Regions from separate parts of the Homo sapiens genome. Here region 1 is linked to region 2. Evidence: chromatin loops called from intact Hi-C (ENCODE). Cell type or tissue: CD4-positive, alpha-beta T cell. All regions are shown on one strand. Links, peaks and the distances in the headings refer to the core of each region. The heading gives the core; the rest is flanking DNA. Region 1 overlaps KLF9-DT (KLF9 divergent transcript). Region 2 overlaps TRPM3 (transient receptor potential cation channel subfamily M member 3).

Region 1 (2,915 bases), core at 104-2,603, 66 kb before region 2:
TATTCTGAATATTTCATATAAATGGAATCATACAATATGTAGTCTTTTTTATCTTTAAGCCCAGCTATTTTTTCCAAGTTGTCCTCCTGACCCACAGGAAGCTGACACAATATTGTACCAAGTGGTGGCAACATAGGTTCTCCCAGGTCCCCTCTCTCTCCACCTGTTGTCACTCTTATTTCATTTTTCCTGGCTCAGAAGGAGATAAACACCTGCTGCCTAAGCAGGGAATGGATTTCCTGCCTCTCCTCTTTCAGGTTCCTCGATCTCCATGTGTGCGTCTCCTGGAGTCCTTGTCAACACCAGGGGAAAGAGGGTGTATATCCCTGGCTGCCCAAAGGAGGAAAAGCCACTATGTTTTCCCAGGCTCATCTCTTCTGACTCTCTGACCCCTGCCCAGCAGAAGTGCTCATATAGTTTGAGGTGGTGGCATTCTAATGGGACCCATCAATAAACCACAGGGGCATGTGGCATCTGGCCCCATATTTTTTGTCTTTTTGAAAGAGGGTATCACTCTGTTGCCCAGGTTAGAGTGCAGTGGTGTGATTATAGCTCACTGCAGCCTCCAACTCCTAAGCTTAAGCAATCCTCTCACCTCAGCCTCCCCAGTTGCTAGGATTACAGGCATGTGCCACCATGCCTAGATAATTTTATTTTATTTTTTTGTAGAGACAGGATCTTGCTGTGTTGCCCAGGCTGGTCTTGAACTCCTGGGCTCAAGCTGTCCTCTTGCTTCAGGCTTGCAGAGCACTGGGATTACAGGGATGGCCCAAAGTGCAGGGTCTGGCCCCACTTTTTTTTCACCCCTTGTGTTCTTCAGCAACTGCTGTTTTCAGCCATGGGCCAAGTACTAATTGTGCTAAAACAAGAAAGGTCTTTTTGTTGTTGTTGTTGTTTTTTTTTTTTTTTTTTTTTTTTGTGAGATGGAGTCTTGCTCCTATCACCCATGCTGGAGTGATGGCATGATCTCAGCTCACTGCAACCTCTGCCTCCTGGGTTCAAGCAATTCTCCTGCCTCAGCCTCCCAAGTAGCTGTGATTACAGGCATGCACCACCACACCCAGCTAATTTTGTATTTTTAGTAGAGACAGGGTTTCACCATGTTGATCAGGATGGTCTCAAACTACTGACCTCAGGTGATCCACCTACCTACGTCTCCCAAAGTGCTGGGATTACTGGTGTGAACCACCGTGCCTGGCCAAGAAAGGTCTTTTGATACTTTCTTACACATTCTGATAGTGTTCCTCCTCGGTTTAACAACTTTCCATGTCTCTCTATTATGAATGAGATAAATTCCAAACTCTGGTCTTAGCATTCAAGGCCCTCTTTACACTGGCTCCAATTGAGTTTTCTAGTTTTCTCTCTCTAGCTTTCCTTTCAGGCTGGCCAGCACACTCACTGGCCCCAACAAGGCCTTGAACAATTTCGGTTGGGGTTCTTTACTCATCCACACTGACCTGGGGTGCTCCTTCTGTCTTCCTACCTCTCCTCCCAGCCTCCCTGGGTTCCCAGCCTCCTCTGCCCTTGGAACTCCGCAGCCTGGTCTGCACCTGTTGGTGGCATCCAATGTTTATGTCTCATTTTGTGCTGGGGTGGGGTGAGTAGCTGAATGTCCCACTGATTGCAGCCAGCATGAAGGTTCACCGGCCCACCCCTCACCCCATGTGTCATCAGTAACGGAAGCTAGCAGAGCCAGGCAGAAGCAGGCTTGGCATACAGAATCCAAATATTTTCCTGATTGGTGATGAGGTATTAGGAATATGTGAAGAAGTGACTGTGGATAACTCAGCCATCTTCCAGGGACAGCTGCCCAGCTCATACTAGGATGGGGATTGGGAAGAGATGATCATAAATTGTCTGCTAGAGGTTCTTTGAGGTTGACCCAGAGGTACATTCTGTTATTGCCAAGTTTGGATGGAGGGGTAAGAAAAAGGCAGAGCAGAGAGGGAGCAAGAAAGGCAAACTGGGGAGGGAAGATGAGACAGAAATAAAGAGAAAAAGGCAGGTCAATGTGGGGAGGAGGAAACTGGAGGGGGATGGATTTGGGGATCCTAAATCTCGCTTTTCTCAAAGGAGAAAACCCTGTAGAGTGGCTTCTACTATTTCTATGCTTGCTTTCTACTCCAGGCAGGATATACAGCCCCCATGCTGCCCAATGCCCCAAGTTGCCTGCGTTGATTGATCAAAAAGCAGCTCTAGGCCGAGGTGATCTTCCTTGGTAATCTCATCTCTGTGCTGTGCATGCTTTTCTTTCTGTGTTTTTGATTTAGTTTGTTTCAGTGGGAAGGGCTGATTTACACCTTGAAGGAATTATTCTGAGTCTTAGAGAAATAACCAAAAGGAAAGAGCTAAAGAGCGGCTGCCACATCCCAAGTGCCTGACCTTTGTCAGGGTGGCCTAGAGTCACATTTTGTAGCAGAAGTTCCCTTTGGGCATGCAGCCACCTGGAAGTGGGCATGTCTCCTTTTAGGGTCCCCAACTAGGCCTCTCTAAATCAGGCCAGGCTAGCAGCATTCTGTTTTGAGGCATTTTGACTTTTACAAATCTGTAGCTCCCTTAAAAGCAAAGGCAGATGCTGCAGAAAGTCCTGACCCTTGGGCTTCTCTAAGGCCTGTGGTTTGACTTGCATTAAGGTGAGGGTGGCCTGCTGGCCCCGTCTCTGCACTCATTCCCATTCATGAGCACTCCTCACCTGGCCTACTGTAGCAAATTTCCAAGAAGTGTTCTTGCCTTTATACTCTCCCGTCTACTTCATTCTATGTGCAGCTGCTGGGTTAGTTCTGTTAAAGATCCCCTCTTATCTTGTTCCTTCACTTAAAAATCATCACTGGCTCCCATTGCTCATGAAATAACTAGTTTGTGCAATCAAGTTTCTCTGCTTACTCCAGAAGGTACAAACCCCATATACTCTTCCA
Region 2 (2,915 bases), core at 258-2,757:
GAACAAAGGTTATAAACTAGTGAATGGGGGTATGTGGTTGACTGAAGTTTGGGAAATGCTGGATTAGATTATCTCTAAACTCCATCTATTCCTGATATTTTGTCACTCCACGATTCCAGGAAAAGGAGCAAAAGACTTGAATTTGCCCCAAACTGAATCATCTATCCCAGGAGCCAACTGTAGGCCACTTGTAGAACCTTAATCTTTTTATTCCTGGTAGAAAAGCAAACTAGCTCCCACTGCATTAAATGGAATTCAGCCCCTACCTGGGGAAAAAAAGGGACCAATGATATAGCCTCCAACTCTTCAGGGCCATCTTGGCTTCTGGTCTATCTGCTATGTGCACACAGTTTCAGCTTTGAGCTATTCAGAACCCACTATTAAGCTCAATGTCTCATTTTTTAATCCAGTAAATTAGCAGGATGTCGCAAATCTAGGTATGTTGTGTGTGTGTTGGGCAGGGGGGAGGTATGGGGGGAAGAGCGTCCTGGGGGAGAAGTGGGGAGAATTCAATTCCCTGTTACTTGGTTCCATGTTCTTCCTATCCTATATATCTAGCTTTACCTGGAAACAAAAATTATTTATTTGAAGAGGGCTTCAAAATTCTAACCTTAGTATTTCATTATTTTGCATCAGGAATTAATATCAGAAATATTTTATGCAAATCTTGCCTTGGAAGAATATATATCTAAACTAGCCTATTGTACACGCCAGTGGGTTTGCTGTCATGATTAGGAGATCGATTGCATTAACAGCCCCAATTTCTCTCCCCTCCCTGGATCCACACTGCTTTGTCATGTGATGTTAGAGTTTCTATCACTAAACAGGTGGGATCTCTTTCTTCACCTCTTGATTCTGAGTTTGGCCATGTGGTTTGCTTTGGTGAATGGAATGTTAGCAAATGTGACCCACACAGAACCTTGGAAAAGCCCTTAATGTTTCTGTTTCCACTTTTTGGCTTCCGCCATTACCATAAGAGACATGCATGAGCTAGCCTGTTGGAGAATGAAACACAGGGAACCTTTGCTTCTAGGTGCTTGTTTTCTGAGCTGAGGCTGTTCTGGAGGAGGTGATAGCCCGCTGACCTCCTGGCAGGTGATTGAGCCCAGCCCAGACCAGAAGAACCATGCAGCCAACTCTCAGTCTTCTGAGCTCAATACGTGCTTATGGCGTTAAGTTCTGAATTCTAGGGTGGTTTTTCCTGTATCATTTTTGTGTTGATAGATACCTGATAAACAAGCTAAATTTCCCTTGCCCTGCTCACAGCTGGAAGAGGTAGCCCTACGTCCTTCAGGCTGACAAAGTCCTTTCCTCATTTCTTCACTTCTCCTTTCACCCAATTCAGGCTACAGATGATTGGAGCAGATTCCACCATTGACCAAGAAGGAGTGAGTTCATTGAATGGCCAGTGACTAATCAGACTCTTTGTGTTTAGAAATAAAACAGAAGTGCAGAGACTTAAGTTAGATGATGGCATGTACTTAAAGAACATATAGAGCCTGACCTCACTGGGTCATGTAAAGCAAGCCATATGAGAGAGGGATGGTGGAGGAAGGGAGAAAGGAAATGGGAGAGAGAGCAAGAGAGAAAGAGAGAAATGATTGATTGATTATTGATTGAGGCAGGAGAGAAGTATAGAGAAAAGCAGATGAGTGTGGTCATGTCTTCTGATTCTGACTTTACAAAACCACTTCTGGTTTTGTTCCCAGTCAGCTCACGCATGTCGTGCTCTGCTTCCTGTCTTTGAATGCCTCTGTGGTTTTCTCTTAGGCACTTACAGTCAGTCTTTATTGAACCTACTCTGTGTAGTTTTGTTTTCTTACAATCAACATTTTTCTCTGGTTGAGAACATAGTCGCTAAGACTTCAGAAGGAATCAGTTTCCTTGCCTAGTAGTTTCATCAGAGAAGGGAGGGGCTGTGAGAAGGGAGAGGGAAGCTCTGGGAAGGGTTAGAAGAATGGAAATAATTGTGTTTAACTCAGTTTTACTCAGGGCTTGCCTCATCATCATCATTACACCTTCCTTTTGATATTTGCATATACGAAATAGGATTAGATAAGTTCTTTCCTTCTTCAAACCAAAACAACAGAAAAATTTCAGAGAAAACATAAAATAAGTTACTCTTTCAGATTTTTGTGTTGCTGTCCACCTACCTATAATTCATCACAACTCCCTGACACGCAACAATACACCTTTCTGAGCAATGAGGGCAGGAGGAGGCACCCCTTCCCCTGTAGGTGAAGGGAGCTGGAGTCCATTCTCATTGCCTTTACTGTGGAAGGTTTTCCCTGTGAGTCCACACTACCTCAGCCTACAGGCCACACACTAAGGAATATGCTTGTTGTTTCTGTTTAAAATGGAATTGTATTACTTTTCAGAAGCCCATGCATATTTAGGGTATTAGAGTATTCAAAGAGGGAAGAGCCAGGGCCCTCTTCAAGAGGGGCCTTCTTAGGAAAAGAACCAGCAACCTCATATCAGGGCTCTCTGTGCCTGGAAGGATCAGTCCAGTGAGCCAGACTGCATGTCTATGTGTAAATGCACATCAGGGGACATGAGGCTACACCACCTCCAAAGAAATAATCTATGGCTCTTGTCGACTCCCATTGCATTGTGCCTGAGGGGTTATATGATATCTACAGAAATGATCAATGTGGCTCCTAATATTCAGGAATGCGTATATAAGCAAATAAGTTCCTGCTGACATTATTTACAAATCCCCTGGTAAGAGACAATGCAAGAAACACATCTGTACTTACAGCTCACGGTTCAGGCTCGAATCTCTCTGATCTGCAGGCACTAATTCCTCTCTGTGCCCTCTGGATCCCAAGCTCTGTTTACTGTTAAAACTTGAGCTTTTCACGCTTCAAGTGATGCTCCTCAAACAACCAAGAATCCAGACAATAGGCAGTCCA

The links. A loop is a pair of places that touch in the nucleus more often than their neighbours do. Peaks named below come from ENCODE experiments on the same cell type or tissue, not always from the same donor. Only the 100,000 strongest peaks of a DNase experiment are listed, where the experiment ranks them.
Region 1: a loop joins it to region 2, with 2.1 times the contacts of the local background. A loop is called at or near these places in 11 of 110 quality-filtered maps.

Annotation. Positions count from the first base shown.
Region 1 is chr9:70,496,217-70,499,131 of GRCh38, forward strand. The region is part of intron 3 of KLF9-DT (KLF9 divergent transcript); the gene reads left to right. Among named protein-coding and RNA genes, the nearest start is that of KLF9, 83 kb to the left of the region's middle. In CD4-positive, alpha-beta T cell, for the core only: no CTCF peak of the experiment used is centred there; no DNase peak of the experiment used is centred there.
Region 2 is chr9:70,562,160-70,565,074 of GRCh38, forward strand. The region is part of intron 22 of TRPM3 (transient receptor potential cation channel subfamily M member 3); the gene reads right to left. Among named protein-coding and RNA genes, the nearest start is that of KLF9, 150 kb to the left of the region's middle. In CD4-positive, alpha-beta T cell, for the core only: no CTCF peak of the experiment used is centred there; DNase peaks (open chromatin) are centred at 1,352 and 1,732; H3K4me3 peaks cover 761 bases; H3K27ac peaks cover 1,876 bases.